Regions from separate parts of the Homo sapiens genome. Here region 1 is linked to region 2. Evidence: chromatin contacts called from ENCODE Hi-C or POLR2A ChIA-PET data. All regions are on one chromosome and are shown on one strand. The core of a region is the stretch at or near the end of the contact, and the rest is flanking DNA. Distances in the headings are between cores, read along the strand shown. Region 1 overlaps RUNX1 (RUNX family transcription factor 1). Region 2 overlaps RUNX1 (RUNX family transcription factor 1).

Evidence for each region. A loop is a pair of places that touch in the nucleus more often than their neighbours do. ChIA-PET counts read pairs that join two places held with the same protein, here RNA polymerase II (POLR2A). Pooled maps may share reads with other maps.
Region 1: a pooled map shows a loop between it and region 2 (2.7-fold over the local background). The contact joins two enhancer-like sites. A Hi-C loop is called at or near these places in 2 of 50 pooled maps. POLR2A ChIA-PET finds 5 or more read pairs at or near these places in 3 of 52 experiments (HCT116, T-cell and activated T-cell).

Annotation. Positions count from the first base shown.
Region 1 is chr21:34,907,969-34,914,624 of GRCh38, forward strand. All of the region lies in intron 2 of RUNX1 (RUNX family transcription factor 1), which reads right to left. Among named protein-coding and RNA genes, the nearest start is that of RUNX1-AS1, 75 kb to the left of the region's middle. RefSeq lists an enhancer at 424-718. Within about 2 kb of position 3,528, at least 4 of the 41 ENCODE cell types and tissues checked have a DNase peak (open chromatin) inside an H3K27ac peak, as active enhancers do.
Region 2 is chr21:34,799,823-34,806,482 of GRCh38, forward strand. The region is part of intron 7 of RUNX1 (RUNX family transcription factor 1); the gene reads right to left. Among named protein-coding and RNA genes, the nearest start is that of RUNX1-AS1, 33 kb to the right of the region's middle. Within about 2 kb of position 1,514, at least 3 of the 41 ENCODE cell types and tissues checked have a DNase peak (open chromatin) inside an H3K27ac peak, as active enhancers do.

The sequences.
Region 1 (6,656 bases), core at 2,278-4,777, 110 kb after region 2:
CAGTGGCTGATCTGGGACCCCCTGACCTGTGAATTTGTGGTCCACCCCCATGCTCTGCCACTCCTCCAAGAGCCGTTTTGCTACTTCTTTAAAAAAGGGAGGGTCTTATGAAATTGTATTTACAGAAAATTTACAACTCATGCAAAGCTAAATGGATTTCTTCCCTTTCAAAGTGGTTTCCTGATTGCAATCACATAAATTAAACTCCAGCCCCAAAAAAGTCATTCGAACAGAGTAATGATACATCTCCAAGAAGAGATACAGAGAATTCTTTGAAATTCTCAAGAAATAATGCAATGAGATGCAAAAGGGTAACTATTATTAATCTTCTTCCTGAAGTGTCAATCAGGAAGGTATTTTTAAATTGTATTGGAAAGGAAGAAGAGACAATGTTTCTTCCCATTAATGATCTGAACTGAAAGTAAGGGAGGAACTAAAAAATGTGCAAAATGTCCTCGGGGAAAAAAAGTAGTATAAAACATAGTCTTGGATGATACAGCAAGGTCGTTGCTCAATTTTATGTTGTAACACTATTTTAACTGTCACCAAGGGCTGGGATAGCAAATATTGCATCAACTCTGCAAGGTGTTTCCTGGGTTTTGTGGACAGGGGGGTCGGGGGAGGTGCAATCTCCATTCTTGTGAAGGCCAGATAAAGACTTCTGCTGCAAGCCACTATCTTTTTGTGCTGAAGCTGTAGATAACACAGTTTCACACCCTGCTGCCCAAGTCCTGCTTTCCCAATTTGTAGGTCTTTATTGCAAAAGTCTTTTGTGTTTGTTTTATCAGACACATTTTATCATCCTTCTCCAAACACCCTTTGTCAAAGTCAGCCTTTGAACTTCTTTTGCATATACATAGAATGGGACCAATGATTCAGGATATGTAACAGGCTTATCTTATAATTCTAAAGAAAGAGGAACAGAGCCATTGACCTTTCTTCTATATTTTCTTGGGGCTGGTGTGTCTGTGTGTGTGTGTCTGTGTGTGTGTATGTGTGTGCTAGGGGTAAGATGTACAATCTCATTACCTTTAGAAGATAATGCAATAGATTATCCTATACCAATAATTTATGCCTTTTAGTTTTGCACAAATTAAACCTGAATCTTAAAGTTCAACTTGTCTAGGATTGTACTAAAGGCCGCATTGCAGGTAGGGCTAATTTCGGGGTCTGATCCGTGTGGCTCCCCATGCTCCTGACAGTACACCAGGACCACTCTGTGTTCACTCCCGTGTGCAGTCCCCATGCTCCTGACAGTACACCCGACCCTAAGATTCTTGCTTCGCTTGCCTTTGATATGGTGATCTCTGGAACTGAGTATCAAACCTTGCTTGAGGAATTAAAATGCTTGCTCATATCACTTATATCTTTTAAATGTGGAAAACAGAGAGAATCCACTTGGAGCACATCAGATAGGTTTATTACTTTGTTCCTCCCTTGTCATTTTTTGCATGTCTCACATCAAACCCTCCTCTGCAACAGTGAAAATATAGGATGGGATAGATGAAGAAGGTGGTACTCCTTCCTTCTCTGGGCACAGAGGCAATTTCTCAGTGCAGCTCACATGTGGCTACAAACACAGAGTATCACTTTCTTATACAGACCAGGTCACTGTTCCTCAAAAAAAAAAAAAAAAAAAAGATGGTGTTCTATTTGATAACCTGCACTTCTCCAGAGTGACCTCTTCAGCTGAGTCTGGAAGACTGCCTTAGGCAAGTCCCCCGGGTCTCTGGCTACAGAGGGCCATCCTCCATGAGAGATGAGCTTGTTTCATTGTTGCAAAGTATAGCCAAGCTGATACATTTTAGCAAGACTAAAACTTAATCTTTAGGGTTCTGGGTCCTTTCATCAAATTTCCTCTGCTCACACCATGATCTCCATTGTCTCCTCCTCCTCCTCCTGCTCCTCCAGTTCCTCTTTCCTTTCTTCTTCTTTACCTCCTCCCTCCTTGCTTCCTTCCGCCTCTTCCTCCTCCTCCTTCTTCTTCAACTATTATCTACCAAGCTGTGCCTGGGCTGCCCCCAGTGTTTTGCAGTGTGAGGAACTTCTACAGGCCAGCTTGGCCACTGAAAGAAGCCAGTGATTAATGTAGTTTTAAACAAATCAAGATTTGCATAAATTGGCTCTGAAGTCAGCTTCTACAAACCAGCTGGAACACTCGCCATATTCCTAGTTCAGTGCTGTCTTCCCAGTGGGTTCTCAGACTTTGCAGCTCACCCTTAGCCTTCTGTTGCAGGGAAACCACATCCATGTGGCTCCCAGTCTCTGGCAAGCCAGCAAAGGGCTCCAACTTCTCTTGCTTTCTCCACCTTCTCCTCACTGGCTGGAGCACTCAGGACTCTCCCAGGTCCTATTTTTCTCCTTTTGGTAATTTCCTGATAGAAACTCCAGCAATGAAGATAATTTTCAGAACTGTTTTTTTTTTTTCTGGTACAGAATTCATTTTGGCTTCTGGGAACTAAGAAACAAATGAACTGTCTTTCTGAAGTCAAGAACTGTATAATGAAAGCTAAATGCAGAGGCAAAAGCCACTGTCGGTTGCCCTTTGTCCTCTCTGTCACCAGCCCTGGACATGAGGGTGAGACAGAAAGCCTCGCTCTTCCCCAGTGAAACCCTGCAATTGTTCTGTGCCAGATGAAGCCCTCTTCAGATGCTGGACAGGGTCCAGGTGCTGCCCTGTGAGTGGATGCCAGCCTCAGTCCTCATCCAGGCCAGGACCATGTCCAGGGCGGGCTTGCTCCTGAATCACATGCTTCCAGTCAGGACTCTGAATGCAAATGCTGGTGTTTTGTATTTTTTGTCGTTATGTTATTGTTGTTCTTTTTTTTTTTGAAACAAGGTCTCACTCTGTTGCCCAGGCTGGAGTGCAGTGGCTCACCGCAGGCTCCAGCTCCTGGGTTCAAGGGCTCCTCCCACCTCAACCTCCCAAGTAGCTAGGACTACAGACACACGCCACCACACCCCACTAATTTTTAAACATTTTTAGACATGAGGTCTCCTTATTTGCCCCAGCTGGCTGTGAACTTCTGGCTTCAAGGTGATCCTCCTGCCTCAGCCTTCCAATTAGCTCATACTGATGTTTTATTTAAATATCGCATAATATTTCAGTAAAAGGCCTGCAAAGAGGGCACAGAAAGCATTTTTTGGAGTTCACTGGGGGCAGGACGAGCTATCCCATTAGGTGGGAAGGGGTCTCTTCCTGATATGCATCATACAGCTGCTTCTAGTGGTGGTACAGGACCCAGGAGAAGAAGAGTAGGTGCTTAACAAATATTTGCTGAATAAAGGTTGATGAAAATCAATGTCGACAATACATTTATTGGGATCAGGTAAGGAACAAAGGTGATATTAACAACAGCTGCCACCTGCGTCTATTACCAGACATCTCATAGATAGCAACCCTGGGAGGGAGATCTTACATACATGAGGACAGAGGAATGGGAGATCCACCAAGGTGCCTGACAGCTGCATTTGAACCCATACTCAGATAGAGGAACCCTCTGCAGTCTGCTCAGGGTTGGAGTTTGTGGCTGGGAGAAAAGAGGAACAGCCTCTGCAGCCAACCCTCCTGGGCAGCGAATGTCTCCTCCCCACACTGCAGTGAACCCCTGGCCATCCTTCCAGCTCTGCCCTTGCCCCACTCCAGTAAAGCAGCCAGAGAGTGATACACATTAGATTGTGTCTCTCCTCCACCCAAACTCCTTGACGGCTTTCCAGGGCACTCAGAATTCCAGGCCCTGGAGGAAACCAGCCCAGCCCATCACCTAGACCTGGGAGCACCTGTCTCCCTCGGCTTGCTCTGCCATAGCCTCTGTCTGTCTCACAGACGCGCCAAGCTTTTTCTGCCTCAGGACCTTTTCAGGGGCTTTCCTTCTGCCTGGACCACTTTCCTGTCTCTAAACTCCCCCAGTTTTCCCCATGGCTGCTCAACCGTCATCTACTAAAGTAATGGGTAAAGTAACCCCGCTCCCTACCCCTGAACCATCACAACTATCATGTCACATGCACGGGTTTCTTTTCACCATTGCATTTGTCTTATTTGATTTCTGTGTTTATGTATTTGTTGTCCATCCTCCAAGTGACAGAGGGAGTGGATGGAGTGAAGGATAAGTTTTGTCCTGTTCACTGCCCAGCATCAAGAAAAGTGCTTGGAACTGAGTAGATAGTCAACAGACACTTCTTAAGAATGAATGAATCAATCGATGACAATGAACTGTAGCTGCCACCTCCTCCAGCCTACGTACCCTGAGGCATCCTAGATCTCAGAGCAAGGAGATGATGACTGCCAGGCATTGAGTGGTGAAAAAATATTTTCCTTTGCTACTTACTCTTCTATCACTGGGTGGCAGTAAGGCTAGAAGCCTGGGAAATCTCCATCACCCGTCCTCTCTGTTTTGCGATACTCTTGGGTGCCCTGAGGGCTTTAGAGGTTGCTGCGGTCAACAACCTAAGCAACCACTTCTGAGTTTCTGGCATAGTGGCAACCACAACTGGCCAGTAGGTCGAGGAGGCCTCTGCTTAACATATTGCACCGATGTTTTGGTTATGCAAATATATGGTTTTTCTCATTCCGATGGAAAACATTTCTGGCCAAGTCAAAACTACAGAAACACAGCAAGGAAGACTCATCTATATAGTCCCCTCAGTCCCATTGCCCCAGCCTGGGTCCCTCTTTTTACACCCTCAGAAGACTGTTCCCATTGCCTTCCTAGTCTTTGAGATGCAGGCATTTGGAAAGCACACATCTGATGCATACCTGAAACTCCGGATCAGTCACGTAATTGTTTCCAGATATACAGGACATGTGTGATGACAGATAGGATATGAACAGATGAGTAGTGATTGGATCTGAGCTCAACATTCCAAACCGATGCAAACTAGGGTGTGGGGAGAAGCCCCTGGCCTTTCACTTGGGGTGGGGCTGGGGGGCCTTCACCTGGTCTAGTTTAATCTAGAAGCAGGCATAGAAATGGCAGGAGAGGCCAGGCGTGATGGCTCACGCCTGTAATCCCAGCACTTTGGGAGGCTGAGGCAGGTGGATCACTTGAGGTCAGGAGTTTAAAACCAGCCTGGTCAACATAGTGAAACCCTGACTCTACTAAAAATACAAAAAATTAGCTGGGGGTGGTGGTGGGCACCTGTAATCCCAGCTACTTGGGAGGGTGAAGCAGGAAGAATTGCTTGAACCCGGGAGATGGAGGTTGCAGTAAGCCAAGATCGTGCTACTCCACTTTAGCCTGGGCAGCAGAGGGATACTCCATCTCAAAAAGAAGAAGAAGGAGAAGGAGAAGGAGAAGAGAAATAATGGCAGGAGAAGGAGGGAGCAGTGGCTTTGCGTAGACTTTTCTCTGGGATGAACTGGGCTCAGGAAAGGAAGAAACCTGTTGGGTTCTGATGCGGGGCTGTTCACCCACAAAAGAATGGAGAGGTGCAGATGGAAGTGGATCTCCTGCAGAGATGGTGTAGAGACAGAATGGAAACCCCAGGCCAGGAGTGTCAGCTTTGGGAACAGTGGTTGGTGGCATCTGCAGCCTTCTGCGTCAGCTGGACACCACACGTCTTAAGCCTCGTCACCTTCTCTTTACTTTTTTGCCCCTTCAAACTCACACTAATTTCAGTTGAGACAGGGCAGAATGCATACTTTGCACCACCCTATGCCACAAGGTTTCAATCTGGGGTGGGCATGGGGACCCTTTACATTGTATTCTTTAATAATTCACATGGCAGCATCGTAGGGCTACTTTTAATTGCTTCTTAAAAGTAATTAATTGATTTTCTGACGTATCAGTTAACAATGTATTACACTGACACGAAGTTGTGTTTTGGCTCTTGATTGAACCGAGGGCTGTATGGATTAAATTCCACCCAGAGTTTAGCTTAGGAGACTCTAAAAATATGCCTCTATAAAAGGAAAGGCTTTTTACATGGCGTGTTGTCTAAAAATCTAAACCATATGTCCTTTCCAGGCTGTCAATGGGGTAAAATATGGGTTCCAGTGTGTGTAGCTGCTCAGACTTCGAACATTCAGGAGGCATAAAATAACCTACTGTTACTCAATATGGCCAACACTCTGGATTAAAGTCACTCAGGCTATGCCGAGGGAATTCTCTCTCAGTCAGTGTGAAGCAGGAGCCATTCCATCAAAACGTGGTTTGCTAAGGACTCTTGGAAGGAGGCAAATATGAGCTTTGTTCTGAGAGCGGCTGTCTCCTGGCAGGAGCTGAGTTTGTCTGTAGCTGAGTTTGCAAGATCCATTCATTGACATTCCATGATAGAAGAATTATACACAGGGAGGATTCCCATCAACAATGCAGACACTATTAATGGGGACGTTAAGACCAAGATTAGTTAAGTGGCTTGCCCTGGGTCATGCACTGAGTCAGTGGAGCATTAGGAACAAGGACCTCCTGACATTTTGGCTTCTGTAGGGATTTGTGTGGCAATTCTGTGATGAGGATGATATTGTAACTGCCAGGAAGTCACCATGTATATTTCAACACCTACTGTACCCACAATATGAATCTCTTGACAGGGTCATTTCACGGGGGGCAGCATTTCTTCCCCACTTCTGGGAGCTATCACTCTGGCCTTTCTCCCCTTCATATGGTCAGTTGGGCGTATGGGAGAAGGAAGTGGCAACTCAGGGAACTCAGTTC
Region 2 (6,660 bases), core at 264-2,763:
CAGCTTTGCCAATAATTACAATTATCATCATCAGAAACATTTTATAAACTCAGGGGATCACCTGTCTGTGTTCGGTAAGAACGTAGAGTTTTGGGCTTTTTTTTTATACCTTTACCTTTGGCAAAAAGTATTCCATGGGCTGGTAAATGTTTTATAGTAAGGCGAATTCTCTCCCAAGGATGACAGGAAAGAAGGTCTGGCTGGGAAACCGGCAATGAGGTCTAATGACTAGTTCACAAACCCAGCAGTAGAACTGGCCCTATCAACCCAAGCCTTCTGTTCCTTTTCAGGACTTCGAGTTTGCAACTTTTAAAAGTCAGAGTTTTTAGCAGGTATTTTATAGATTGCCATTATAAGAGGCCTGGGATAGAGAAGAGACAAAAGTCTGACTTCAAAAGATTTAGACAAAGTGGATTTTGTCAATTTGACTCCAGCGTTCAAAGGAGTCTTAATTTTCAAAAGCATCATACTGTTTGCAGATGAAAAGGGGAGGAAAACCAACGCTATTCTTAGGCAAATGTGTAAGGAAACTTAAATTGGACACTGTCCCACTAGAAGACAGTTTTACATTTCTTTGGAGTTAAACATTAATTTTCTCTTTATGTCCCAACTTTGTGGACAAAGATAACAGTGAACTACCGTAACTCCCAAGGGTCTTCATAGCCAGAGCTTCATGATCCTGCAGGTAGCAGTGTAGGAAGAGCAGACTTCTTTAGGAAAATACTGGGTATAAGTTTTGTATAGGTCAGGACATAAAGAAATGAGCTATTTCTGCTCATTATAAAATATTCAGATCTGCTTCCTCCAGGGGCTTTTCATTTCCAGCAGTTCAAGTTTGCCTTTCTGTTTATCTCTTTGAAGCTGCCACAGTGGATAACAGAATCAGACATTTGGAGACCCAAGTCTTCCTCCCCAGTATTCTCCTGACAGCCTCCCTCCCTCCCTCATACTGATTCATTTCTTTCTTTTTTGTGTGTGAGTGAAAATAACTGATTTTTTAAGTTTAAAAAACCTGGTAGTTCCCAGGCAAATAGTTTAACTTGGAATCTTTGAAATCTAATATTAAAGAAAGGTCTTCATTTTATTCCAAATTTTAGAGGATTTAAAGAGCTGGCAAGGAACAAAAGGAGCTGGTCCATTTTAAACTCAGCAGAAAATAAATGTTCAACCTTGGCTGAAGCTCCTGTGTAATCTTACAGCTAACAGTGTTTCCAATGACTAAAGGCAAACAGAAATAGCAGACGGTTCAATATCCCCATGCTACTGCAAGTATTTTGCTCCAAGTGAAAAAAAAATCATATACTTAGATATTTTGTATAAGACATGCGTATATACTAGATACACACATTTACTAAGTGAATATATAGTACTCCAATACTTTAATCATTTTAAAAGCAAACAAAAGAGGTTTCAGAACTGTCATAAAGCCCCCCGGGGTGTGAACTGCAGTACAGTAATTCACGCCTTGTTGTGTAGACAGCCTCACACCTCTAACCCCATGTCTAAAGCCACACTAAGCATAAAGTACTATGCCATGATTCATGCTCCGTCATGTTTTACTGTAGTGAAAAAGTCGTGCTAGGCTTTTCTAAACTCATAATTAAACCATGCAAACGTTGCATAATATTTCACAGCCTTTAAAAAATATGCTTTGGTAAAATGATCTTTATGATTAAAGTCCAAGTTCTATGAGTTTTTTTGTTTTTTAAAGACAGGCTTGCAGATTCCACATTTTCTGACTTCACACCATAACTTAGCTTTTCAGGTGCTGGAGGGGAAGATGGCAGTCAACACCCTGAAGCCCACCCAACCCCCACATCAGTTTTCTTTCATGAGACCACAGTGACCTGTGCTTGGGTTCATTGCCAGTGGTGGGCCAGAAGGTGGGGATGGTGAGCCTCTAATGTTGGGGTTTTAGTTGTTTCCTCTTCTACCTGTGTTACTAATAGAAAACAAAAACAAAAAAGGCCTGATAATATGGTGCATTCTGGGTTTAATATTCATTACTGTCTTTGGTCTGACAGGGCCAACATGAACTCATGGGCCACCCGAGCACTGGACTAATAGGCAGGAGAGGTGAACTCTTGGTCTTTCTGTCTGGTGAGCAACTGGGTGACATTGGATTACTCACTGACACTTTCTTATTCTCACCTCCGAAGGAGGTGATCCCTAAATCCTTTCCAATGGTGACAGAGCAGGATTCTAATTCCAATAGGTCCTACACAGTATTTCTTTGCTTTACTTGTACATTAAGCAGAGTCAGGGAAGAATCAGATGTGGGGTGAAGAGTGGTGCCTGTAATAATAAATTTGTGTATTCTAGGAAGAGGAAGTAGAGGAGAGTACGATGGGAGTTATCCAGAAAAGGCCCCAGGCTGAGGAAGAGAACCACTGTAAATCATTCTCCAGAGCACAGGGCTACTTGTTCTTGAAAGAGTTGCCTCTGATAAGTCAATCCATCTAAAAGAACAAAAGCTTATTGAACATTTACAGTGTGCCAGGAATGTGCTAATTTACCTGGCAGGAGAGTGATGAATAAGACCAACATGGTCCCTGCCCCACAGGCACTTACAGTCAGTGAAGATCCCAGGATCTTGTGATGCTTGGAAAGGCATCTTCCTGTGGCATTAATCATCATACTGGGTGTTGCTTCATTCATTTATTCATTCATGTGTTCATGAAATTACTTTTTCATTCACTCATATTTCCAACAAACATTTTTGCTTCACTTGGGCCACTGTTTTGGGGACTCACTAGTGAATGGAAGGTTCCTGCCTTCTGGAAGTTACAGCTACTAGGGTGCCCAAGGGCTGTATCTGGGCTAACTGCTAGATTAGCTGCCTAATTTGGACTTGCAAACAGCTGTTCCCAAGGTAGAAACAAGAACCCTAGTGGTATCTATTACATGCTTATGTTCTGCCTCTGAGAGGAGGAGACTAGGGAAAGCACCGAACTCAAATCACAGACAAATTTCAGTTTGCATCCTGCCTTCACCATAAACCAACTGGATGACCTTAGGCAGGTCACTTATTTTCTCTGATTCATAGTTAGAATTCTGACTTCAAAGGGTAATAGGAGTAAGTGAGATAAACTATATGGAAAGCAAGTATCACAATTTCTGGCCATAGTAAATGCTCAATAAGTCTGAATAACCTTTATGATTGTATTACTAAAAAGGAAAAGAAATCCATGCCAAGGGACTTATCTGATGTTCATTGGTGAGACCACACACATTTGCTCCAGGATAAGGCTCAAGTAATAGTGTTTTGTTCACAGCTACAGTCTTGACAGACACACTCTTCAGGCTGGAGAGGAGCTGGGCTCAGGAGATTAAATGGTAAAGGGGCAAATTTCCAAAGATTGGAAATTTGGGATTAGGATGGAGAAGGCAGGAACTCAGTATCTCAACCAACTCATGTTTCTATTAAAAAATACTGGATTCAGGGCCGGGCGCAGTGGCTCATACCTGTAATCCCAGCACTTTGGGAGGCCGAGGCGGGTGGATCATGAGGTTAGGAGATCGAGACCATCCTCGCTAACACGGTGAAACCCTGTCTCTACTAAAAATACAAAAAATTAGCCGGGCATGGTGGCGGGCGCCTGTAGTCCCAGCTACTCGGGAGGCTGAGGCAGGAGAATGGCATGAACCCAGGAGGTGGAGCTTGCAGTGAGCCAAGATCGTGCCACTGCACTCCAGCCTAGGTGACAGAGCCAGACTCCGTCTCAGAAAAAAAAAAATAATAATAAATAAAAAACACTGGATTCAAAAATTTAAATTTGAGCCTTTATGCATACTGGTTTTCCAGGCTAAATGATGTCTGATGCAGCCACTTTACTGAGGCCATTTTGTGATGGGTTATTTTCAGCTTTTTAATCATCAATAATGGGTAAAACAGGCCTTCTACTCCTTGATCCCCATTCCCTTCCATTTGAAATGGGAAGTTAGGGATAAGGTAGAGTTGAGGTTAGTGGTGAGCTCAGAGGTGTACACGGCATATATCACACAAGAAGAAAGGAGAATGCTTTTATCTTTTGATGCAGCAATATTAAAATGTCTCTAGAGTCAACAATGACCCTTTTAAATAATTCATGTCAGAATGTCCTGTTGCTTCTAGTTTCAGTTCCAAAATTTAAAGAGCTTGAGAGTCATCACTCTTGTTTTTATAAGAAAAAATGCTGAACAAACTGAAAATCCATGACTTTTCTTAAGTCCAATGGAAAGCTGAAGTTGCAGGGCAAACTGCAACCCCAAATTTTGAGAAGCAGGCAAATATAGAGAATCATAGTGAGGTCTGCTTGCTGGGAGCAGAATTTCTGAATTCATAAACTGATGAGAACACTTAATGGTGATTTTGACAGATTGCTAGAGGCTCAGTACAGACTAGTGTGCGAATAAGACACTCCTAGGGGCTACAGTTTCAGGAGGAAGTGCACTGTTGTGGGTTTTTCATTCAGGAACTCCACCAGATTCTCACAGGATCCAATATATTATTATAACAGTGGGTTATGGCTGAAAGAGCTTCAACATACTGACTAAGGAGGAGTTCATAGAGAAGCTCACAGATGACATGGGAGACAAAAACAAGGACGCTAGAGGAATTTGAAGTCTCTGGTACCTTCTGAAAACATTAAATACAGCCCAACTCTTGGGTACATGAGAATAATAACTCACGCTAAAGGCCTACTAAGTTCCTATTGCCTGATAAATCATGTTAAACTTTCAATAAAAAATTACAAGAAAGGCAAGAAAAAAACACAGTCTGAAGAGATAAAGCAAGCATCAGAACCAGACCCAGATGTGACACAGATTTTGGAATTACAAGACAGGGAATTTAACAATGATTAACATGTTAATGGCTCTAGTGGAAAAAGAAGACAAGGTGCAAGAAGAGATGGATGATGTAGGCAGGGAGATGGAAACTTTTTTTTTTTTTTTTTTGAGACAGTGTCTCGCTCTGTCGCCCACACTGGAGTGCAGTGGCGCAATCTTGGCTTACTGCAACCTCCGCCTCCTGGGTTCAAGTGATTCTCCTCCTCAGCCTCCCGAGTAGCTGGGATTACAGGCACCTGCCACCACGCCCAGCTATTTTTTCTTTTTTTTTGTAATTTTTGGTAGAGACAGGGTTTCACCATGTTGGCTAGGTTGGTCTCGAACTCCTGACCCCAGGTGATCCACCCACTTCGGCCTTCCAAAGTGCTGGGATTACAGGCATGAGCCACCGTGCCCAGCCTGAAACTCTTAACACTCAAAAGCAAATTCTAAAAACCAAAAGCACCCTAACAGAAATGAGGAATGGCTTACTTAGTAGACAGAACATGACAAAGCAAAGAACCAATGAACTTGAAGATACAGAAACTTACCAAACAAAAAGATAAAGAGGAAAAAGAAAGAACATCCAAGAACTGTGAGAAAGTTTCAAAAGATGTAATGTGTAATTGGAATACCAGATGGAGAAGAAAAAGAAAACAGTGGAAGAAATACTTGAAGTATTAATGGCTATGAATTTTCCAAAATTAATGACAGATACCAAACCACAGATCCAGAAAGCTCAGAGAACACCAAGCATAATAAATACCAAATCTACACCCAGGCATATCATATTTAAACTGCAAAAAACCAAAGAGAAGAGAAAATCTTGAAAGAAGCTAGAGAGGGGGAAAAGCCAACACCTTATCCATAGAGGAAAAAGGATAAGAATTACATTATCTTTCTCTTCAGAAACCATGCAAACACAAAGAAAGGAGAATACATGAAGTGTTGCAACAAAAAAGCTACCAAACTATTATTCTGCATTCAGCAAAATTATCCTTCAAATTCAAAGAAATAAGGATATTTTCTGACAAACAAAACTGGAATAATTCATTGCCAGCTGACCTGCCCTATGAGAAATGTCAAAAAGAACTGCATAAAAAAGGAAGAGCATTAGAAAAGTACTATATTAAGGTAAAATTAAGTTTTATTTTTCTTAACTGATCTGAAAGATAACTGTTTACAATAATAGTAACAAAGTATTGAGTGATTATAGCATGTGGATAAATGAAATAAAAGGCAGTAATGATATAAACAGGAAGGAAGAAGTGGTAGTTATTTGATGCTAGATGTAGATTAGTTATACATGTACTTTTCAAACTTTAGGGCAGTAACTAAAAACATTTTTAAAAAGAATGATTAATATGCTAACAGAGGAGATAAAATGGAATCATATAAAATGTTCAGTTAAACCTATAAAAGGTAGAAAAAGAGGTGTGGGGGGAAGAATCAGGTGCAACAAATATAAAAGTTATAAATATGATTGATACTACTGCAGTTATATTAATACTTAGGTTAAATATGAATACTCTAAATGCACCAATTTAAAGACAGAGATTGGCAGTGTGGATTAAAGACAAGACCCAACTACATATTGTCTACAAGGGACCTATTTTAAATAAAAATATTTATACAGATTACAAGTAAAGGGATGGAAAAAGGTACACCATGCTAACACTGATTGAAAGAAAGCCAGAGCAGCGATGTTAATTTTATACAAAGCTGACTTCAGAGGAAGGACAATTTTCAGGGATAAAGAAGGGAATTACATGATGATAATGTGGGTGAATTCTCTAAGAAGACAGCATCTTTAATATATGTCCACCTAAAAACTGAGTGTCAAAAAACATG